4 separate regions of the Mus musculus genome follow, and regions 2, 3 and 4 are each linked to region 1. A link is a loop called in an ENCODE intact Hi-C map of the cell type or tissue named here. Cell type or tissue: heart. All regions are shown on one strand. Each heading gives the region's core, and the rest is flanking DNA. Links, peaks and the distances in the headings are about the cores only.

Region 1 (6,313 bases), core at 798-5,797:
GCAGTTCTGGTTCTGGAATGAGGGATCTTCCTTGCGCCAGTCCCGAGTTTTTTTCTCGTCCCGGAATTCGGCACCAATTGTTATTAGACGCGTTCTCACGACCGGCCAGGAAGAACACCACAGACCAGAATCTTCTGCGGCAAAACTTTATTGCTTACATCTTCAGGAGCCAGAGTGCAAGAAGCAAGAGAGCAAGAAGCAAGAGAGAGAGAAAACGAAACCCCGTCCCTATTAAGGAGAATTATCCTTCGCCTCGGACGTGTCACTCCCTGATTGGCTGCAGCCCATCGGCCGAGTTGACGTCACGGGGAAGGCAGAGCACATGGAGTAGAGAACCACCCTCGGCACATGCGCAGATTATTTGTTTACCACTTAGAACACAGCTGTCAGCGCCATCTTGTAACGGCGAATGTGGGCGCGGCTCCCAACAGTCTGTCAAGAGCTGTGCACGTGAGACTGAGAAGCAAGGTCAGAGAGAACAATCAGCCCTTGCCGTCCTCGCCGGACCTTGGCCTCGATGCCACAGGTGGATAGACAGGAATTTAAGACTGGGGCTGGAGAGATGGCTCAGCAGTTAAGAGCACTGACTGCTCTTCCAGAGGTCCTGAGTTCAAATCCCAGCAACTACATGGTGGCTCACAACCATCTGTGATGGGATCTGATGCCCTCTTCTGGTGTGTCTGAAGACAGCTACAGTGTACTTACGTATAATAAATAAATAAATCTTAAAAAAAAAAAGAATTTAAGACTGGGTTCTGGGCCTGTACAACTAAAGCCCACAGACTTGTGGGACTGTGGATTAGGGGGTCTCTCACCAGGCTCCCCACAAATTCCCATGACTGTCCTCATGCAAATAGGTGCCTGCTCTTCTTGAGGTGGTCACAGAAAAACAGCTATTCTATGCCACCGCAAGCCCAGCATTTACACAAGCCTGGCTGTGCATGTAAGATAGAGGACCAGAGGACATGGCTGTTCCTGAAGGAGATCTCCATTTGCCTATGGAAGGAGACATCTTCACCAGGGCTTGATGTGAGGGTGGGAAGGCTGGCATCTTGCCACACTGCACCCTGAAGCTATTACAGCATGTGGGGAGACGCTACCTCAGCTCTGCTCAGGCTGGAGCCTGAGTCTCAGATGCACTCTCAATTCAGCTTGTAACTGTCAGTGTGAGGTCAGGCCAGGCACGGTCTCCACCAGTCTGTCACGTGCCCTTCTGACTTTTAGGAGGTGACAGGAGGTGCCATTAATTCATGTTTGTCAACTGCTCAAAAGTCCCCAGACAGAAGGGTTGCTCATGCAGAGTGAGGCCTGGGCCGGTGAAGCTCTGTGACAGCTGAGTGGCCGCACTGGTGTCACCATGTCACATGAAGACACTCATCATCTCTGCTTCTTCTCTGGAAATATCAGTTAGGAAAAAAATTAAATATAGAGCCACACAGAAAATAAGATAACGAACAGCCTGTTATCTTTAACCCAAAATGAATAAATATCAACACTTTCACAATTAACATTTTACTAGAATGAGAGAGAGAGAGAGAGAGCATGCCCGTGAGAGAGCAAGCTGTGAATAAAATCAAGGACAGGTGGCTGTTGAGCAAAGACTCTAATCTACCTTTGGTCCTTAAAATAGTCTTACTAACAACATTCTACCAATGTATTTTGGACTTCAAAAACTTCTTTTATGATTAAATTTCAATTCTGTGGTGTGTGTGTGTGTGTGTGTGTGTGTGTGTGTGTGTGTGTGTGAGCAGCCGACCCTGGTTCTCTGGAAGGAAGAACAGCAAGCACCCTAATGGCTGAGCCATTTCTCCAGACCCACTGACCCTTGTTTGTTTTGAAAGACAGGAGTTAAACATTTGCACATTCTCACCGTACCCCACCCACCAGCCTGTCACCCAGGGTGACCACTGTCACCCAGGGCGCGTGTCCTCTATGTCTACCTTCCATGTGTGTAATCGGACAATGCTAGTGGACAGCGTGGGGTTGGGACCAGTCAGGGCTGAAGACTGGGCCTTTTGCTTTAATTGTGCTCTCTGGTCTCTGTGAACCTCAGTCCCTCCATCTTTACTCCTCTTCTACTGGGGTAGGTTTTTGACCTACAGCATTGCTGTTTCTCTGGGGAATGGAGGCAAATTGCTGGGCTCAGTAAATGGTAGCAAGTACCACTGGCCATTTCACCCTTTCTCCCTCCCCTCCCCTCTCCTCCTTTTTCCCCTCCCCCCTCCTCTCCCCTCTCTCCTCTCCCTCCCCTCCTCCTTTCCCTTCTCCCTCTTTCCCACTTTCCCTCTCCCTTTCTCCTTTCTCCCCCCTCCTTTCTCCCTCCCTCCCCTCCTCCTTCCCCTTCTCCCTCTCCCTCTTTCCCTCTCCCTTTCTCCTTTCTCCCCCCTCCTTTCTCCCTCCCTCCCCTCTCCCTCTCTAGAAAGTTCCTGGAGAACAAGGACCCTGTCTAAAGCCCATATCCCTTTGAGCCACTCCTGGGGTCCCCAGGTCACTGCTAGGCTGACTGGCTGATCCTTACAGAATGTCTGGAAGCTTTTCTGTGTTTGTTCAGGCTCCTTTGGGGTTAGCGCAGAAACCAATTCTGCTTTGGGGACACCCAAGAACTCTGAGTCTAGAGAGGAGTGACTGCCCTAAGAGATTTGGAGTTTTTTTCCCAGGTCCTGCTTCTTCTCAGGCTTCAGGTGAGCAGTGTAGTGGCGTGGGAGAAATACTGAGAGCCACGCGGTTTGTTGGCACTTCTAGGCTCCACTCGGTTTCCTTTGCTTTCTTGGATTCTAGCCATTGAGGGTTCAGGTGCCTTTCTGCAAGATCCAACCCTAACCTAGAGCTCGCCCGCGGTGAGCCTCCAGGGCACCGATGTCCGTCTCCGACAAGGGACAGAAGGGGGCGACAAACCCGCACAGTTGGCCGGCGGACCATGCCGGGCAGTGCCTGAGCCCAGAGCCATTCTCCCCCTTTTCCCTGGTAACTGGACACTTCTTGTAGATTCCCACAGCACACAGTAGAGTGCACTCTTTGTGAAAACACCCCCGCCCCCCGCCCCCCCCCCCGCCCCAGGCCTCGCCTTCACAGAGTAGCAGAGGCTGTCACCCTACACAGCAGAACCATCTTAGATTCCTGTTAGTTCTTAAAGCAAGGCCAGAGCTTAGGACCCCAGGGGTGATGCTCTAGGGCAGAGGTGTGCTTGTCCAAGTCCTGCAGTTGTTTCAAAGGCTTTGCAATGATTTCATTTGTGCACAAGCTGGGAATAGCTGCAGAGTTTTGACCCCAAGCATTTAAGGTCTTTTAGCCCAGGCTGTCCTTAGCACATTTCTGAAACTCCATCTCCCCAGTTGCGGACACACAAATCTAGCTATCTTACGTTTACTTAGTATTTTAACACCCATTTTTGTAAAAACTACATAAAGACACCAACTATCCAAATGCAACGTTAATATTTTTGAAAATTATATATTAAAGAATTAACATCAGGCAGATGAGATGGCTCAGCCTTTAAGAGCCGGTACTGCTCTTGCACGAGGGGCAGCTCCCAGCTGTCTGCAACTTCAGCTTCCGGCTCATCTGAGTCCTTGGTTTGTCACAGGCACCTGCACTCATGTGCACATGCCTGCCCCACTTTGCACATAATTTAAACACATCTTAATTAACATCAACATAGAAGTGCTCCCGGAGCTTCCCCCCCCCCCCCCCCCCCCCCCGCCGGCCACTTTTGTTTCTGCGTCTGCACAGGCCAGAGGACTGGTCTGTCTCTAGTTCTTCCATATCTCAGTGAGTCACAGAGCTGGAATTTGACTGGGGTCTTTATGGCTCCAAAGGGCTAAAAGTCCAGTTAAACTAGCAGATCTCTGACAGGGTTGGGAGGCAGCCACCCATTTATGGTGCTGGCAGCAGCTGTGTGTTTGGACAGATGCTGATGGTCCATCGCTATAGGGTGCCTTTGATCTCTCCGGATATTTATGTTTCTTATGATTTTTTTTTGTGATAAGGAATTTAAAATCTCTTCTAACTACTTTGAATTATACAATAGAATACTGCTATGAACATTGTCCTGTGTAATGAAGTATCCGAACCCTTTCCTCCTGTCTGGCTGAGACTACGTATCCTATCCACTAGCCACTCTTTTTAATGCCTCCCCCCAGTGCCTGGGTCCTTTCCCAGCCTCTGGACCACCATTCTAGTTTCTACTTCTGTGGGCTCAGCATTTTCAGCAGAGTGAAAGACGCAGTGTTTGTCTTTCTGTACTTGGCTTAGTTCCCTGAATATTATGTGCCCCAGGTCCATCTGTGTTGACCACATGACAGCCCGATTACATTTTAGAGCTGAATAGATATCCCATCCTGTGTGTGAATGTAAATGTGTGCATGTATGGGAAAGAGAGGAAGATGCCACACAGCTTCTATGAGAAATGCTCATTCTGATCATTTCCTATATGTATGTTCGTCAGTCAGTCAGCCCATCTGTCTATGTATGTATGTATGTATGTATGTATGTATGTATGTATGTATGTATCTATCTATCTATCTATCTATCTATCTATCTATCTGGTGGTACTGTGATTGAACCCAGGGCCTTGTGCTGCTAGGTAAGCACTCTACCAAAGCGCTATACCACCACTTGGATTGATTGACTATGGTTTGTTACTGTTTCTGTGTCTTTGCATGGTCTGGTGTTAACCCCTTATTGGCTGGGTAGTTCCCAGAGCTCCACTCTGTAAGTCGCCTCTTCACTCTGACAGTTGTCTGTCTTCCGTGCAGAAGCATTCACTGTGACCTCATCCCATTTGTCTAGTGTTGATGTCTGTGCTTTTATTCCCATGCTTAACAAAAATACTTGCCCAGACTTCTGCCATAGGACACTGGCCCTATTTTTTATTTAAACGATTCAGGGGTTTTACATTTAAGCCTGACTCCATTTTGAGTTCCTCTTTATTGTGCTGGGGTTGAATCCAGGGCTTTGCACATGTTAGGCAAACATTTTACCACCGAGCTACATTCCCAACCTATTGATTACATTTTTGAGCCAGGTGGTGGTGACACATGTCTTTAATCCTAGCCTGGTCTACAGAGCTATGTCCAGGACAGCCAGAGGCTACACAGAGAAACCCTGTCTTAAAAAATCAACCAACCAATCAGCCAACCAACCATTCAACCAAAAAAAAAAAAAAAAAAAAAAAAAAAATCCAAAGGGTATGTATGTCCTTGGCACCTTTGTTAGAAATTAGGAATTATTTGGCCATGTGTGCTTTATTTCTAGGTTCTTCCTACATTCCATCTGTATTGGCTGGTTTTGTGTGCCAACTAGACACAAGCTAGAGTTATCACAGAAAAAGGAGGAAATGTCTCCTTGAGATCCATCCCTAAGGCATTTTCTCAACTAGTGATCAAGGGGGAGGGCCCATTGTGGGTGGTGCCATCCCTGGGCTGGTAGTCCTGAGTTCTAAAAGAAAGCAAGCTGAGCAAGCCAGGGGAAGCAAGCCAGTAAGAAACATCCCTCCATGGCCTCTGCATCAGCTTCTGCTTCCTGACCTGCTTAAGTTCCAGTCCTGACTTCCTTTGGTGATGAACAGCAGTATGGAAGTGTAAGCTGAATAAACCCTTTCCTCCCCAACTTGCTTCTTGGTCATGATGTTTTGTGCAGGAATAGAAACCCTGACTAAGACACCATCTGTCTGTCACCGTTTCTGTATGCCAGTACCAGACTGTTTACATTACTGTAGCTTAGGAATATGTTTTAGAGTCATGTCTTATGGGTCCTCTAGCTATATTCTTTTTGCTTAAGATCATTCTTTTAAACCATTTTCCTTTTTTTCCACTGAGGATGTGAGCCTCCCTGGCAAGAACGGGGAGGGTTTGGATGAGACTTTCTGAGGGGGTTAGGAAAGTGGCTCCCAAGCCCATTTTGTCCCCAATGTCAGCAGCAAGCAGTATTGAATGTGACCTCATGGCAGGTATATGTGCATTTAATGCAATTCTGTGCCTCTATTATAGCAGCAATATGTTATGCACATTGTAAAGCACATGTTTAAGTATCAATTAAAAATGTGGGAAAGATAATGCAAGTGTACTTTGCAATGTCCTGCTTTACTACAGTCATTAATGAATATCTCAAGGGCAATTTATACTTCGGATTAGATTTCTTATTCCCAATATGAAAAGCAATATTTCAAACCGAGCTGGTAACTTACACACTGTTAACTTGTGAGACATGAGTGCTTGTCATCGTTGTCCCTTGTAATGTGACGGATTAAAGACCTCCCTTCCTCTCATATGCCTTGTCTCACATAATTACTACTCAACCAAGATTTTTTTTTAAA
Region 2 (6,313 bases), core at 557-5,556, 110 kb after region 1:
TGTGTGGAGGAGAGGTAGGGGTTGTTACAGAGAAGAAAGGGGAAGGTGCCTGGGTTGAGCCTCCCAGACACTGCACCTGTTAGATGGCAATAGGTCTGGTCCCACTGCAGGAGCCCAGCATAGGAGTCTGGTGAAATGTACACCTCTGGGCTCACTCGTTATTTCCCTGCAGTAGCAACTAGACCTGCCTGTGCCTGACAGAGCGGGGAGCCCTTCACCATCCTCCTGACTGGGCCCTCTGGACTTTCTGCTGGCCCAGAAATCTCTGCTCCCCTGTCCTCTGCACTGTAGTACAAGGTTCTGGGAATGTTCATAGAGCACTTCTGGTGGAGAATCAGGTCTTCCTGCACCTTCCTTCCTACCTGGTCCTGCCCAGGCTCTGAAGGAAGCTAGGACCAACCATCGCTGTCATTACCAGTGTCGTGATACTGCTGAGCACACGAATCCCACAGGCAGGGACTCTGTTCACACAGCTCGGGCACAGCCCAGGAACCATGTTGAGTAGCCTTTCTCCAGAGAGACACAGCTCACTCTTCCTCCTCCCTCTCTGCCCTTCCCCAACACACATCCTTTCTTCACGCTCTCCATCCTTAGCATCTCTTGTCACTGGACAGGTATGAAAGCCGCAATCCTGAATCCTCTCAACTGCCCAGACACCCACTCTCCCACTGGCAGCTGATAGCAGAAGAAACTGGTTGTCCATTAGAAGATTGGCTTCTCAGGGGAAGGGAGGATGGGATGGGCGTTTCTGGGACAGAGGGAGGGGCGGGGGAACCGGGAAAGGGGCTAACATATGAAATGTAAGTAAAGAAAAGATCCAATTAAAAGAAAAGAAAAAATTAAAATTATTAAGTTAGATCTATATTATAATCACCCAGAATAAATATTTTTATAAAAGAAGAAGAAGAAGAAGAAGGAGGGGGAAGGGGAAGGGGAGGGGGAGGGGAGAGAGGGAGAGGGAGAGGGAGAGGGAGAGGGAGAGGGAGAAGGAGAAGGAGAAGGAGAAGGAGAAGAAGAAGAAGAAGAAGAAGAAGAAGAAGAAGAAGAAGAAGAGGGGGAGGGGGGAGGGGGAGGACTGGCTCTGGCTTCTGGGTGTGCTCCTTGACTTGTCAAAGATGAAGATGTGACATCTGCGTCCCTGTGTATCACATAGAACAAGAATGAGACTTCCACTCCTCCTTCCATCTTCTCTGTCCTCTCATCCTGGATGATGATGGATAAGCGACAGACACTTGGGTTATTTTTGTGAACCTGGCAAGAGCTGAAGTTTCCTTCTTCTGTATCTTAAGGCTCCATGCATTTGCTCACTTCAGTGCCTACGGCAATGACCAAGAAATAATTGCAACGATGGGATTATCGGTCCAGCCTTGGATCTCTGGTTTAGAAGGGCTGGGTAGGCACAGCCTTGTTGTAGAGAGAGTTGCTAGCTAATATTGTCCCACTCACACTGGTGCTCCTTTTGGAGGTATGAAGGACCGACACCCCCCACAGTGACGGCTCATATCAATGGATCGCTGACTCTAGCAAGCCCTGTTCTAGCGGGGGGGGGGGGCACAATTCACTGAATCTTACCCTGTTCTATCAATGCCAATCCCAGCATTATGCCCACCTTCCAGATGAGAAAAGGGAAGCACAGACAGGGAGTGGCAGAACCAGGCCCTAGGCCTGGCAATGAACCAGAGCACAGCCCCAACCACGGTCCTGCCTTACTCTGCTAGGCTTCCTGCCTTCTGTGGGGATAGAATCCACAGGATGTTTTCCAGGATCTATTAGGTTGAACTCCAGATATCAGAGTCGCTTGTATGGCAGGAGGAATAAAAACAAACAAACAAACAAACAAACAAACAAACCAACCAACGTTGGTTGTGATAACTGGTCTGCCATTTTGGAGCAGAAAGCCCCACCATCTGATGGGAGAGACAGAAGGAAGAGGTGGACCACTGTGAACCGATGACATCAGAGTTGGGAGCTCCCCAAGTCCTCAGTGAAGTGTAGTACTGTGGAAGATGCTTATACTTAAGAGAACTGAACTAGAACAACACTGGTCCTGTGTGGACCCGGAAGGCCAGCTAGCTCGGCTGGCGTGACCTGGTGGGTAGGGTAGATAGGGTGGTTCAGTGGGTGAGAGCTTGCTGTGGTGAAGACCAGCCTCTCTTTACTGCTGCTCTGGTGAAGTTACTGGGGTGTCTGAATCGTGGTCCAGGCTAAGTGAGGCTGAAAGGTCCACGAAGCAGGTTCATTTAATGCATGTTTAGCTTCTCAGGGTTGAAGGAGACGTTAAGTGTCTCTGGTGGGTGATTTAGCACTTACGGCGGTCGCTATGGAGATGGACTATAGAGTGCCAGAGAGTGGGGTAAGTGCTAGATGGTGTGTGAGGGGCCTTTCTGTTCAGGAAAAGCACATGCCAGGACGCCCACCCAGCTTTACCCTCGTTCATCTGAGTTTTTCAAGGCTGCTGTAAGTGATGGGCCCTTTATCTGGCCGGTTCTCCGCTACCACACTGTAATGCCCATCCCTTGCCACTAGAGGGCTGAGGTTTTGCACAATGACAGGGACACCTTCGAGTTCATGGGTCTCCAGAGGAGCTGAGGAGGCCAAGCAAGGTAGAGTCTGAAAACTGACTTAAAGAGTAGATGAGGTAGCACCGTATCTGAGCGGGGTGGGGGTGGGTGGGTGGCTTCTGTGCTTCCACCGCACCCTGTGTGAACAGTGGCTGTGGTCTGTGTGGCTGATGGAGGCCATACATGTGTGATCTTGGCAGGTAGCTGTGAGGTTGGGGAGCGAATGTATGCAGTATAAACTTGCATCCATTTTCTTTCCCCCTCCATCTTTCCCCTGCCCCCCACCCCCTGCTTCCTCTTGGGCTGTTTCTTTGAGTTTTACTTGGCATCTGGTCATTTCTCAGTGTTGTAAGGGGTTCTCAGGCTCCCAAGGTGGGTAGCCCCGTTCTAGAAGGCCAATCGAAAAAGAGGTGACAGAGAGGTGGCTCTTTTGTCCAGTACTGTGCTGGATTGTGTCCTGCTACAGAGTCTGCTGTGACACATGTCACTGCTGTGACAGATGCAGAGCCCAAACTGCCAAACATTTCCGAACATTTCCTGCTGCTCCGTCCAGGGCCATGTTGTTCCCATAGTATGGATGGTGTGTTCTCGGTGTTCCTCAGTGTGCGGATGCTGATGAGACTTAGGTCCTGTTCCAGCTTAAGGGTAGGCAATAGCTGGCTCTCCTTCACGGTGACAGAGTATCCAGGACATTCGGCTCAATGGTGGGGGGGGGGGGAGCATTTGTTTCAGGTTATGGTTTCAGAGCTTTGAGTCTGATGTCACTTGGTCTTCATGCCTTTTGGCATGAGGCAGCAGAGAACATTACGGTGGGAGCTTGTGGTGGAGGAGGCCTGTGTGCCTCCTGGAACCGGAAGCAAAGGAGGACACAGGAAGTGACTGGGGCCTCAATATCCCTACGTCTCCAAAGACCTAACTTCCTTCCACTAAGCCCACAGTTGTGAGTGAGCTGTGAAGAGGAGGGGGGAAGTAGGGGAGGATGGGGGGTAGGGGGGATGCCTTATGGAATAAAAATGAACTCACAAGCCATACTAGTTTCTTTTTTAACTCACAAAGTACTACCACTACCACTTAGTAGCCATGACTAGTGGTGGTCACATGTTCTCTTACTCCAATAGTAAGTATTCTCAGGCCATTTATTACCCTGCCCATGATGATATTTAAGTATGGGTTGCAGAATGGCCAGGTCTGCTGACAGATTGGCCACTGCTGCCCTAGTGTGAGGTGTTCCTTCTTATACCTTGTTCAAGCAAGGGCATTGCATCTTTCCTTGGTCTGGTGTGTTTGATAAGTTCATGAGTCAAACTCTCCTAATATAGCTTAAATATGCTCACATTATCCTGATTTACTGTTAAGACTCCTACTATGTAAATAATTTGTGTCTGTGTCTCACGGCTTATCTTATGGACAGAGGATGGCTGTCTCCTCCCGTAAACAAAATGTAGAGAGGATCAACTTCAGCATCTGCATAGAGTGGGCCAGAGTCGGTCCAGCCAGGCTTGTCCCCTAAGCTGCTGTTCTATGTAATTTGCAGTCAGTTAGAATAGGCTGCAACCTGGCCTCTAGACCCTTCCTAAAGGTTCTAGCACCTTCCAACACACCATCGACTAGGGCCTAGTATCTAACAGATGGGCCTTGAAACTCACCCGGATCCTAGCTCAAATGGAGTACAATGTGTGAAGCAGGCACAGGCTGGAAGGCGTGCGTGGTGGCAGGCACGGCTCTCACTGTGGCTAGAGCATACTTCCATCTGTCGTAGCCTAGAAATCTAAAGACAAGCATGTCCCAAATCCAGGCGCTCTCCCCACTCCCACACCATGTTTCCCTGCCCCAGTGGAGGAGTCTATGCTGTAGACAGTTCTTTCTATAGCCTTCTCTCCCTGAAGGAGTGAATCAGGACTAGAATGGCCAAAGGGCAGGAAGCAACAGGGAGAAAGAGAACGGAAGCGTGGATCATGTTTAATTCATAAACCAAATAATCTCTCGCCCTTGGCAATGTGCAGGATACTTCTCACCCTGCAGTAGGTGGCTCTTTCAGGAAAACAAGTCGTGTTTAATTGCATTTATATTTACTGGGCACCCATTAGTTAGCCACTGTATTGGAGACCGCAGGCATATCAAAAAGATAAAAGTCAAATCTTCAGGAATCCTATGGTATAAGATGCTACTTGAACATAAGATAGCAGGGGCCAGCAGTGCAGATTCACTTTTGTTATTGATGAGGAGACAGGCACTCTACTACCGAGCTGCATCTCCAGTCCCAAGGACATGTTTGATTGGGGACATTACAAATGTCACATTCATGTGTGCATTTTAACACACTAAAGTGAGGAGAAACATGGCTAGCCCAGCCCATCAGGACCTTTAGGCTTGTCTGTGGAGTATGAGCTTTGGGAAGTGTGAAGATGTGCTGAGTACCTGACTAGCCTCCTGCTTGGATCTGGGTGGGGACTTAGGAGCAGGTGAACACTGAGAAAGCAGTTGCTGGTAGGGACCAGGGTTTTTGTGTCCCAGACCGTGGCAGGAAATTCTTGCCCAAGACCAGAGATTGCAACAAGTTGAGCCTTAGCTTACCTGAGTGAACCACACGGAGCTGGGAATTGATGCAAAAAGCAAGATGAATGTATTGTCCCAATGTATTGGGGCCACCTGAAGGAGAGATGGGGACCCCTACCCCCACCCCAGTCCATTTGGTCAGTCTTTATACAGTTTTTTTCAGAGCAGCAGCCATTAGGCACAATGCGATTGGCAGAACAGTGTGACTTTTAAATTGATTGGTCTTTGGGGAATGAGGTGGCAGGGTCTGTTGTGCGGAATGTGTTTACCTGGTCTAGACCTCCCCCACCTGCAGGTCTGGTCCTCCCGCGGAATGTTAATTAGCTTTCCCCTTCCAGAGGAGAAGGGTCTGGTGGGATTTTTCAGAAAGGTCCTGCACTGACCTTTTCAAACGGAAACTATGAACTGGGCCTGAGCCCTGAGGAGAGAGCGAGTGCACAGACTTGCATAGCTGTGCTTAACCTTACTCACAGGGCCAGAGAGGAGTGGGGCAGAGGAGAGGGAGATTAGCATCTGGGTGGCACAGAGATAAAAGGAGGAACAGATTGGGAGCAAATGAGGTGCTAGGGAGAGGAGGACACATCCCAGGTATGCCAGAATGTCTGCTGGCGGCCCATGCTTGTGTAATAAATTGCAAACTCAGGGCTGGGTGGACCGTGTGGCTTCACAGGTCAGCAGCATGGAGGTGAGACACAGGTTACAGCTAATGGGGCTTTGGGTACTGGCAGGCGGGGCCATGGTCTTAGAGGTCTGTTGATGTGTGTGTTCTACTCTGGATGTTTGAGTTTGAGCCTCCGCTGGGATGGGGGAGGAGGCCATGAATCGGCATTGAGTTAGAAGAGAGCTAGTGGGGCTTACTGAGAACTCATCCGCTAGAGGTAGCCGTGAGCCCATGGGAAGGGATGAGTTCACCAAAGGGAGGAGCAGGGGGCCAAGGGAGCACCGCTCGTGAATCCTTCTTATCACAGGGCTGCTTGGTGCCAGGGTCTCCGACACACAGATACCAGTTAGGCATCCAGAGCACCAGCAGGGCTCAGAGAGAAGCTTGCATGCTGAGATGGCGTTGAGGTTAGAAGTGTGGAGTACAATCACTGGCCATAGCCTTGGAAGACTCTAGATGGAGGGACCCTTGCAAGGGCATATTTATATTCTAGTGTATGGCTGTACTGTCAGTAAGTAAGCAAGGCCTTCCAGGT
Region 3 (5,000 bases), core at 1-5,000, 340 kb after region 1:
GTAGCAAGAACGTATGGGATTCTAATATCCTCACCAACAAAAATCCAGTCCAGTGAGCACAAGGTAATCTCTTGTGATTTTGATTGGGTTTCCTAATTGTCAGTGATTTTTAAGCATCTTTTCTTTTCTTTTCTTTTTTTTAAGATTTATTTTATTTATCTCAGTACACTTTAGCCATCTTCAGACACACTGGAAGAGGCCATTGGATCCCATTACAGATGGTTGTGAGCCACCATCTGGTTGCTGGGAATTGAACTCAGGACATCTGGAAGAGCAGCCAATGCTCTTAATCGCTGAGCCATCTCTCCAGCCCTTAAGCATCTTTTCTTATACTTATCATCCACTTGTATGTCTTTGGAGAAAGGGCCAGTAAAATTGTTTTCATTCCCTATTTGTATGCCTGTGTTTGGGTGTGGATGTGGATGTGTGTCAGGGTCCATGGTCAGAGGTCAGAGGACAACCTTGGATAATTGTCCTCAGGTACCTTGCCCCTTTTTATGTGTGACAAGGTCTTTTACTGGCCAGAAATCTGAGCATGTAGGCCAGGTTAGCTGGCCTGCGAGCATCCAGGGGTCTGTTTCACCCTCCTATTTGTGTCATCGTTGAGAGTGCAGATATGTTGTAGCCATGCCTGGCTGTTATGTGCTTTCTGATGGCTCAAACGCAGGTCTTCACACTTACAAGCTGAACACTGCTGACTGAGCCTCATCTCAGCCCTTTCTCCATTTTTTAACTTACTTTGTTTGTTCTCTTTCTTCTTTTCTTCCTCTCTCTCTCTCTCTCTTTTCCTTCTTTCCTTCCTTCCTTCCTTCCTTTCTCTCTTTCTCTCTTTCTTACTGTTATATGAATTCTTTATATATTTTCATATTAAATAGTAAAATAAATGATTTCAAAAATAAATTTCCCTCCCATTTCTCATTCTAGAGACAGGAAGATCTTTTCTAGGAAGGAATCAGACGATGATGAATTTGTTCTTTCAAGTTTAACTGCTCCTTCTTTTCAAAGCTCACAACCAAAACTAGACACCGATGTTAAAGAGGTAAGGTGCGCCTCAAAACCACTAACATAAATTTCGATACAAGATGAATAGCAAGTTCCAGAGTTAAACATTCAGTTAACAATTTCTTGCCACACACACATATGTGCGCATACACAAACATACACACATACACATGCGCACATATGTGCCACCTTCTCCCATTGTAAAAAGTTGCAATAATGCCTTCCAAATTGCCCACTAATACTAATTTCACATTTCATCTTTTTTGACATGTAAATATGGTTACAGTTTATGATACTACCTAACCTTTATCACCACCAGTTAACCGTTCTATTGTATGTTGTTCTTGCCTTGTGGGCACATTTGCTACCTTAGACTTTTAACAGTCATCGTGTGGCAATGGATTTGAAGAAAACCTATGCTCCAATATTTGAGATCAGCCTCTGTCTGAGACTTCCCACTATGAATGACTCTCCAGAGGACCTGGAAGGGAATAATCAGAAGTCTGAGAACTGTGAAGAGTCTCTGGTGTGTGATGAGGAGGAACTGGAGAACCGAAAAAGAACTTCAAGTGAAGCCATGCTCAGCCAGTACAACCAGCCGAGCAAGTTTGGCACCCTCCTGAAACGCATCCTTTCAGGTGAGGCCGGAGGCAGCGGGTGGCAGCTGGTAGTAAGGAAAGAAATTTAGGATTATGCCATGTTTGTTAGTTATGCCACGTTAGCATACTTGCTAAGGGGAGCAATGACAGACCACGAACTACCTTGTGGTACATGCGAGTGGTAATATCATTCACTGTGAACCACTTACACTGTCACTCTGGCCTTCTGGGCTTTCATTTTCAGGATGAGTGGCACCTAGAACGGCTGCTAAAAGCCCAGGAGTGCCACCTGGTGGTAGAATATGTGCCTAGCGTATGTGAGGCCCACAGGAAAGGAAAAGAACACAGTCTGGGACTCTGCTCCAGGTGTCCTATCAGAGTCTGGGATATGATTCTGGAATTCCCCTTCCAGACAGGCTCAGCGATTGATTCTCAGGTTATTTAGAAAATACTGATATATATTAAGTTGTTGTCTTGCATTTTAAACTGTTAATAAATTTTTACTTTGTCTTTGTTTCAATAAATTCGAATAGACTCAGGACTCCAGCTTGAGTCTGATCAAGAACGCTTCTATAATAAGTACGTATTGACCATTTTATAAGCATCTGTGTTCTGTTGGGTACTGCGATCCCTTGAATGTACTCTTATGTATTGTTTTCTCTCAGATTTTTTGAATTCCCAACAAACCTCTTTATGGAACCCAACAGACTGGACTTTTCGACACAATTCCAAAATATGATAGCAACTATAGAAAAGTATGTCAGTAAGTATCCAAAAGGCTTGGTGCCTTCTATGGCAATCTCTTTTAAATCAATGCATTTGATGCTCTTAGTGATACATATGGTAGATATAAATAAGAGATCATGAGTCCCAGTGCTTGATCAAGCAGTGTTTATTTAAAATTATTTGAAGATGATGATGATTGTGTGTGTGTGTGGTGTTAGACTTTTCTCAAGGAATAGAACTGTAGAATAAGTTACATGTGTGTACATATAATATCTATGAAAAATTCCCCTAAATATGTATATATGCATACACACACACACACATATATATGTGTGTATGTATATATATACATATATATATATATGGATTCATATATATATATATGTGGATTCATATATGCATGCACACACACACACTCACATGGGGATTTATCTAAGTGGCTTATAGGCAATATTGTTTGACTAGTTCAATATTAGCTGTGTTGCAGTGGAAAGGCCTAGAATCCAGTAGTTGTTCAGTCCGAGAGACTAAATATCTTAGCCGTCTCAGTAGGTTGCTAAAGTCCCAGGAACGTCCTAGAGAGTTGCTGGTCTTCAGTCTATATTGGAATTCCAAAGAAGCAGGTTCTAACACCAGTGAAGGAGTGTCTCAGCAACAGGATAGTTGAACTTGCCAGCCAGAGTGAGGGCAAACAGGTAAAAAGTGAAAGCTTCCTTCTTCCATGTCCTTTGATGTGGACTGTGCTGCCACCAGGGGGCGTGCTGCCCCAGGGGGTGTGGCCCAGATTTAGGGTGCATCTTCGCAGCTCAGATGATCCAATCAGTCCCTCACAGGATTGTCTTTTCATATATTATAAATGTACTTACATTGGCACCCAAAATTAACCCACATGCACATAAAGAAAATGCATAGAGCGTTAGCATCAGGAAAGCCGCTCAAGGCTTGAGTTGTGTGAATTTTATGTCATAGCATTCATTACAAAGACCTTGTTCCTACCTTGAATACATTTTAAATGATTATTTTTTTCAGCTCGATGAATATAATCTAAGATTATATGACAGTGTCCATCCCCCACAGTAAGTTTTAGAAAAAAATTTAAGCTAGTAGGACCCTTAGCAGCTCAGTTGTCTTGTGACAGTGTGCTGAATTCATGCTTTAGCATGGTGCACTTGTTCCCTGTCCCCGCCCCCCAGGAATTTCTCACCTGGACTTAACTGCTTATCTATAGAAATAATAGACGTGTATCATTCTCTACTAATGTTTTTTTAAATTTTGGGTAGAGATTCATTTTGAGGACATAGGTCCTCTGGCATTCTTTCCATAGATTCTTTTTGCCACCTAGATTTTCTTTCTTTCTTTTTTTTTTTTCTTTTCTTTTTAGATTTAAGTTTCTTGGGTTAAAAACATGTGATTGCTCTCATGTCTTTTTTTTTCCTCAGTATAAAATGATTTTGTCATGTGATTGTTTTGAAATTTTCATTATAAAATAATTCAAGGCTTCTGTGACCATCACTTACACATGCTTGTCACGTGCTTTTGCTACCCATGCTGTGGTCGTCAAAACCACGCACCCAACAGTACGCTGGGGCCATTGAATCAACAGAACCGATTTGATTCTTGGAGCTGCTTCCCGCCTGTCTGCTTTCTATTCCATGATCTGGAGTCCAGACTCACATGTCACACTCAGTTCACTGGACCCTTGGGTCTTCCCATCTAGGACATCTCCTTTTCTTCACTTTTATACTAGTTATCTGCCGGGGGGGGGGGGGGCAGCCCCAGTGTGGGGTGTTTCTTCTTTCTTGTCAGTTCTTGAGGCAGCGGAGGGGGGAAGAGCATAGGTGGAGGGTAAGACTTTGTCTTAAGAGTTTCTGGGGTAAGACTTTGTCTTACGAGAAATTTAAGGTTGCTGTATAATAAAAAGTTTGCTTATCTAAGTCTAAGTTACTATGCTGTTGTAGCTGACCTGCCTTCTGTGTTCCTCTGAGGCCAGAATCTGCAGTCTCTGGCACTCAGCACCCCATCCTGAAACAGCAGGAGATTGAGTAAAGGATTCATTGCTAGACCTTTTCCCTATTGTCCAGATGCCTCTTGCTTGTCAGGTTAGGGGGAAGTTTGGAGCAATAAACTTCTATTGAACCAGGAGAAGAGAATAACACTAGCAGAAGGAAAAACTTTTACATAAGCAAATATGCATAATCTCACATAAATTCATATTCAGTTTCATTCATGCTCATTTACTCATTTTCATTCAAATCCAGTTGGGCCCAGCTTGCATGCATTCTCACAATTACATACTTACACACACACACACACACACACACAGGTATACATTCTTACAATTACATACTTACACACACACACACACACAGGTATACATTCTTACAATTACATACTCACAGACACATCCATACTTAGATATACACATGGAGCAAAAGACCAAGCACCGGTGCAGAAAGAACTCACTCATTCTGGATGAAAAATTCACTCCAATCTTCATTACATAAAGAAAAAACTTCTACATTTTTAATGCTAAATGAATTAAACCCACATTTGTAAGAAAAAATGCTTTGTTTCTTTTAATAAGACTAAACCTGCCTTGTCCTTACCATGAGACCTGTTCTGTCCCATGGTAAGGAGAAGCCTGCCTGCCCCTTCGGCTCTCTGTGACATCTT
Region 4 (6,313 bases), core at 538-5,537, 610 kb after region 1:
GTCTGTTGTTTTGTATATGTGTGTTTTATTTTGGGGAGGCAGTTTGCAGAGGCAAAGGGCGGGTATGAGGGGACAGTGATGATAAGCAGGACTAGGGTTCATGATGTGACATTCTCAAAGAATCAATTAAAAAAAAAAAGCTGCCGGCCACCAGGCTCTCCCAGTGTTGCAAGTACCTGTTCCAGAGTCCTGGCTCCTCCCACCCCTGCTCACCACCCTAAACCTCTCCAGCCCCCCCCCACCCCCCCAGCTTCCTTCCCCTTCCCCTTCCCCTTCTTCTCTTTCCTAGAAAACCCAGTTATTTTGGCCATGTATTCTCTTGGTTCTTCTCTTGGTCTGCCTGCCTGTTGTTGTCCTTTCTTTCCTCTATCTTCTCTCTCCCTCTCCCCCCTCCCTCCACTCCCCCCCCCCCCCCTGCCGTGGCCCTGTTCCTGTCTCCTGGCCATGTCGCAGCTATTTCCTTTTCTCCCTGCTCTGGATGCTTCCAGATGTCTCTTTCTCATATCTACAATAAAAACCATCTCCTCAGACATACCTAGGAGCAGGCACGTCCTCATTCAGTTATAACCATGCTGGGTCTCAGAGAGCATGGTCCACCTGTCCCCAGAACACTTTGGTTTGAGGGAGCACACAGCACACATTGTCTCTGTAGGGGCTTTGGGTTCTCAAGTGTGTTGAGTTTCTTGGCTCTCAGCAGGAAAAGCATGCCAGGACCTAGGGAAAGGGGCTGCTTCTACACACACACACACACACACACACACACACACACACACACACGCACACGCACACGCACACGCACACGCACACAGAGAGAGAGAGAGAGAGAGAGAGAGAGAGAGAGAGAGAAAGCCCAGCTTCTCAAACCGTGGTCATGACTCTGTATGGGACGGAGCAAATGTTACATCAGAACTAAAGACTCAGTGCATCTCCAGCATTTTGGGCATCGATCAACTGTGGTGCAGAGTGTGGCTTCCCTGCAGACTTGGTTCTGAACACACATGTGTGCTGTGCACCGTGTATGACCTGGTGTCTGAGCGGTAGATGCTGCCTGACCCCTGAGCTCAGATCTGAGATAGGTGCAATACAAACCACAGTGTTTTCACAGCACACACACGGGCTTCTGTTCTTACCCAAACATGGAGGCTTAATCATGGGAAACAAACACTTTTGATATTTTCCCACTGACACCCCTCAGCATGTATCCCACAAATGTATCTCTGGGTTGTATTATGTAAGCATATTTGATTTTCAGATTTGCTGTTTGAGCTGCTGTCTTGAATTTCATTTTAAAAAAAAATCATTAAGTGAATTGTGGCTCTGAGACTAAGACAGAATTCCCCACAATTTCTGAAATGGCTCTAGACATATTTCTGCTATTTTGAATTTACATTGCCTCTGAAAAATACTGGAGATATTCCATGTTCTACAGTGTGAAATATATAGCCAATGTCATATTCCTTATGTAAATATAACAAACCTCTATACAAACTTGCTTTCATCCTTAATAAATGCTATAATTATATGTATGTCTAAGAATCGCTTTTAAAATTTCTTTGTGAGTTATTACTTGTAAATGTAATTGTTTGCTTTTTTTTTTTTTTTTTTTTTTGTCTCTATATTGCTAGGGTCTCATACAGGGGTGGCGAACAGAAAAAGTTTAAGCCCTGCCCTAAAGACTAGCCCCCCCTCCCAAATACTCCCATCCCCCTCTCTGGAGCAGATGGCCTGGTAAGTTCTGGCAGGCACCTGGGGTTACTCTGTGCTCTCCCTGTACCCACAGCCAGTGCAGGTCTCAGTGTCTCAGCACCCTGTACCCACAGCCAGTGCAGGTCGCAGTGTCTCAGCACCCAGACCAGGCAATGAGTATTCCAAAGCCCGGAATGGATGCGATCTACGTCCCTCATCCGGGCCCCCACTGCCTGGAGGACTGTGTGAAAGAACTTCCCAGCCACCAGACTACTGTGGACCATGTACCTCAGCCAAGTAAACGGAGACAAAGGGATAGTTGGTGGGAGATGGGATGAAGCCTGAAACCCGGGACCATCTATAGGTGTAGCTCTGTTACAGCGCCACCATGTGGTGAGCTTCAGAGTAAGGATGGTGTGAGAGGGGTCGGGGTGGGGTGCGGGTGGGGCCTGAAAGCCTGGCCTCTAGGCTGAGGGACCTACCTCTGGGAAGCCCTTTTCAGATCTTCCTTAACCCAGGTTTCATGCAGCGGCCCCAGAGGGACTTGAACCCCTGCCCAGCTGGCGGACCTCACTCCAACACTCTCTTAGGACGCAAGGTTGGCGGGAAATTTCTGTCTCATAACTCGTACTCTGGCAGGAAAGTCCTAAATCCTCAGAGTAAGAGACTAGAGGCCTAGATGGGGTCCTGTTCTCTGGGTGAAGGCGCCTAGCGTTCAGTGCAGCAATGGATGGGGAGAGAGAAAAGTGGGTCAGCTTCTTGGTGGGGGAGGGTGAGCCCAGAGGATGCGCCAACTAGGGTCATCCCAAGTGTCGTTTCAGCAAGGAAATTCGGGAAGAACCGCTATGCCGCAGAGGCCAGTCTGCACAGGGTTGGCATGAGGCCCTGGCTACTGGCTTTGACTTGAGAAAGAAAGCACAGACCAACATACACCTGGCACTGCACCCAGTCAGCCAGCCCTGGGTAAGCTGGGTATTTGGCAGCACTCCTCCTGGGAGCCCAAGTGAGAGGGAAGTGAGCCGCAATTTAGCGAGGTTGAGTGGGACCGGAAACAAGATGTGGCAAGCTCTGGCAGGTCCCAGGGTGGGCCTAGAGCGCCACCTGGTTTTGGACTACCGATCATCAGGCAAACACCGTTTTCCTGACCCATGCACCATCTTTGACACTGGTCAGTTATCTGGCTGGAGGCCAGAGCTTTAGTGAGAGTGGTAGCCTCTTCCCCAAGCCCAGAGGGTAAGGCATGTCTTTGCCTTTCTCAGCCAAGTTGGGGGGCGGGGAGCAGGAAGGATGAAAAGATGAAGGAATCCTTTGTGCTTTGACAGTGTCCAGGCAGGAAAGAACAGCCTTTCTAAGGATGTAAAAGCCATCCATGGGGTTGCCCATGGCCCAGCAGGGAGAGGCTTTCTCTGCTGGGCAGTTTAAGGACAGCCTGCTTCCCGAGGCAGCAATGCAGTGCACACTGCCCTCTGGGCAGTGACCTGGGCTTTGTATAGGCACACAGATCCCCAGGGATGGAGAACAGTGAGGGACTCTTGAGCATAGCCTGAGGTCAATGTGGCAGAGACGGGACCTCTGAGCTCAGGAGTTCCTAGGTAAACTCTGGGTGGGAGGGATCCCTGAGATGGAACAGTGATGCACAGTCCTCCTCAGGGAGGTGCAAGCTGGTGTTAGGCTTAACTTGATGTGGGAAACAATGGCTGGCTGTGTGTTCCCAGTTCAGCGTTAGACAGCTGTTCCTCCTGCAAGAGACCCTCTTGACTGACAGGAAAGGGCAGTAAGTCCATGGGCTATAGCTCCACGGTAGAATGCTCATTTAGCACCTGTCAGACCCATGGCAGAAGAGCCCCAAGACAGGAGGTGTCACTCCATGCCAAGCCCCACCCAGCTCTGACAAGAAGATCCTAAACCCAGCGTGGTGGTGGCACACACCTTTAATCCCAGCACTGGGGAGGCAGAGGCAGGTGGATCTCTGTGAGTTCTGGGCCAATCTAGTCTAAGTTGCAGGACAGCCAGAGCTACATAGTGAGAGTCTATCTCAAAACAACCACCAAAAACGTAGGAAAAGGAGGAGGAGAGGGAGAGGAGGGAGAGGTGGTCCTGAGCATGTCAAAATCTACACGACATCGGTTTTTTATTTTCTCATTTCAACTTCACCACAGCCTTGAGGAAGCAGGTTGGCCTAGATCTCTACCATTGTCCTCTGTCAATGTGGGGAAGCCTGGTCCCAGGCCCTGGGGAAATCACTGTTTCTAAGGTGGCTCCTGCTTAGGCTGCCCAAGACAGTCTTGCCACTTCACTGCTGCCTGCACAGAATCCCCAGACATGAGACAAACACCTCAGCACGCAGGGCCTCAAATTTGGTGTCTGCTCACCCAGAGCTGTAGAGCCGCAGCCGCTCCCATCAGTCACCAGCCTAGGAGAGGGCCCAGAATCTGCACTTTAACACAGTTACACTCAAGGAAGCCCATCCACACTGGCTTCAGAAAGGCCCCGAGCACACAGGAACACCCGCTGCTCCCTCAACGTCTTTTCTTGGTGTTCACCTCTTCTGGAAGTCCTCACCAGAGCTGCTTCTTGGCCTTTTCTCAACAGATGAACAAATTGCTTTTGGGAATAGGTGTATGTCACACAATATTTGCGATAAAATCATTTTTACTCTAAGGTTACTGTCAACCTGAAATTTAAATGTAACTGAGCATCTGGGTAGTGTCTCTGTTGTTGTTGGTGGTGGTGGTGGTTTTTCTTGGCGTCAATTTTTGGTGACAGGAAGTGGACACGGGACCTCGCACATACCAGACACATACAGGCTTTCCCACACTGATCTATACCTGCAGTCCAATTTCTAATTAACCACTTATTTCTTGTTTTGTTTTGTTTTTAAGATTTATTTATTTTATGTATGTGAGTACACTGTAGCTATCTTCAGACACACCAGAAGAGGGCGTCAGATCTCATTACAGATGGTTGTGAGCCACCATGCTGGGAATTGAACTCAGGATTTCTGGAAGAGCAGTCGGTGCTCTTAACTCCTGAGCCATCTCTCCAGCCCTAACCACTTACTTGTTAATAAGTTAAATGAGATCTGTTTATTTTTATTTTATGTGCATGGATGCTTTGCCTAGATGTATGTCTGTCCACCACGTGTGCCTGGGGCCTGTGGGAAACAGAAGAGGGCAATGGAAGCCCTGGAATTGGTGTTCCAGGCTATCGAGAGCCACTGTGGGGTGCTGGGAAACCCAGGACAGCTTCTCCTGTACCACCCAGGACAGTTTCTCCTGTGCCGTTGAGTTGCTATCTCTGGCAACCCTACACCCGTGGGACTTCTGGCACCTCGACCCTGAGAGTAGGCAGGCATTAGCTGGAGCCTTCAGGGCCATAGGAGGCTCAGCAGAACTTCCTGCCCTAACTCTAACAGGGAGGAAGAGAAGAACAAACAGCTACAGAGATTAAGAAAGCATTTGCTTCCTTGAGACAACTCGAGGGAAAGACTATTTCCAACTCTAGTTTCTTTCATTTGTCTCACGGAAATGGCCACCATGGGAACACAAAGCCAGAAGCTCCTCCGGGAATCTGCCAGTCGGGGACTCCAACGTGACTGTTTCAGCAGGATGTCCCCAGGCACTTCTGCGGGATGCTTTAAGTGCCTGACTTGATGGGGTTTTATTTTCTACAACTTACTATTTTTTTTTTAACTTTTGCTTTCTATATATTTAGAAATTAGCCAGGCAGTGGTGGCACATACCTTTAATCCCAGCACTCGGGAGGCAGAAGCAGGCAGATTTCTGAGTTCAAGGCCAGCCTGGTCTACAGAGTGAGTTCCAGGACAGCCAGGGCTACACAGAGAAACCCTGTCTCAATAAAACAAAACAAACAAACAAAAAAAAAACAAAAACAAAAACAAAAACAAAACAAAACAAAAAAACCCACAAAACACAAAAAGAAATTAACTCATTTGAAATTACAGCTATTCTAGACTGTTCTAATAGAAAGCCCCCGGTGACCACAGCAATCTGGAGTTGGGAAGTATTCAAGGTTGAGTTGTTAGCCATCAGTCCCTGTGCAGAAGTCCTGATCCCAGGAGCTGGGAACGTGACACATTTCTAGGGCTTGTCTAGACCAGGGGTTCTAAACCTTCCCAATACTGCTATGACCCTTTAACACAGTTCCTCATGTTGTGGTGACCTCAACCATAAAATGACTTTTGTCGTTACTTTCTAATTGTAAATTTGCTACTGCAAATGTAATGTAAATACTTCTGGAGATAGAGGTTTGCCAAAGGAGGTTACAACCCACAGGTTGAGAAGCACCCTTCTAGATAGACTGAAGGAGAATGGGTTTGATGGAGACACCAATGTGAGCTGGTGCTTTGTAAAGAGCAACTTGTGAGGCTGGAGAGATGGCTCAGAGTGCCTGCTGCTCTTACAGAGGACAATCCCATGGCTACCGAGGAACATTTACATCCACGGGCCAAATGTCCCCACACGGCTGTTAGGACAACAACCTGTTTAGTCTATCGTACGTGGCTGGGGTCCCACGGAGCCCGTTGCTTAGATGAGCCAAAGTGTTCATGAAGTGCAAGGTAACTGGAGGCTTTGTCCCAAAGTTGTTCTCCATTGGTGTGCTGCCA

What was found. Peaks named below come from ENCODE experiments on the same cell type or tissue, not always from the same donor. Only the 100,000 strongest peaks of a DNase experiment are listed, where the experiment ranks them.
Region 2: a loop joins it to region 1, with 2.4 times the contacts of the local background. A loop is called at or near these places in 8 of 42 quality-filtered maps.
Region 3: it touches region 1 in a loop (7-fold over the local background); 19 of 42 quality-filtered maps call a loop at or near these places.
Region 4: it touches region 1 in a loop (3-fold over the local background); 3 of 42 quality-filtered maps call a loop at or near these places.

The regions. Positions count from the first base shown.
Region 1 is chr1:181,270,177-181,276,489 of GRCm38, forward strand. No RefSeq gene overlaps it. Among named protein-coding and RNA genes, the nearest start is that of Gm39718, 14 kb to the right of the region's middle. In heart, for the core only: a CTCF peak has its summit at 2,872 (motif pointing right); a DNase peak (open chromatin) is centred at 2,885; H3K27ac peaks cover 1,004 bases; H3K27me3 peaks cover 512 bases.
Region 2 is chr1:181,377,321-181,383,633 of GRCm38, forward strand. The region is part of intron 1 of Cnih3 (cornichon family AMPA receptor auxiliary protein 3); the gene reads left to right. Among named protein-coding and RNA genes, the nearest start is that of Cnih3, 28 kb to the left of the region's middle. In heart, for the core only: a CTCF peak has its summit at 2,518 (motif pointing right); no DNase peak of the experiment used is centred there; H3K27me3 peaks cover 1,544 bases.
Region 3 is chr1:181,614,459-181,619,458 of GRCm38, forward strand. It overlaps Dnah14 (dynein, axonemal, heavy chain 14), which reads left to right. Exons shown (of 87, transcript NM_001377039.1): 13 at 925-1,039; 14 at 1,376-1,640; 15 at 2,135-2,180; 16 at 2,267-2,364. Among named protein-coding and RNA genes, the nearest start is that of Gm33612, 10 kb to the right of the region's middle. In heart, for the core only: CTCF peaks have their summits at 1,903 (motif pointing left) and 3,077 (motif pointing right); no DNase peak of the experiment used is centred there.
Region 4 is chr1:181,879,011-181,885,323 of GRCm38, forward strand. Gm33669 (a long non-coding RNA gene) reads left to right here. Exons shown (of 4, transcript XR_865801.2): 2 at 1,626-1,970; 3 at 2,216-2,284. Among named protein-coding and RNA genes, the nearest start is that of Gm33669, 3.7 kb to the left of the region's middle. In heart, for the core only: CTCF peaks have their summits at 2,084 (motif pointing left) and 2,790; a DNase peak (open chromatin) is centred at 2,671; H3K4me3 peaks cover 368 bases; H3K27ac peaks cover 912 bases.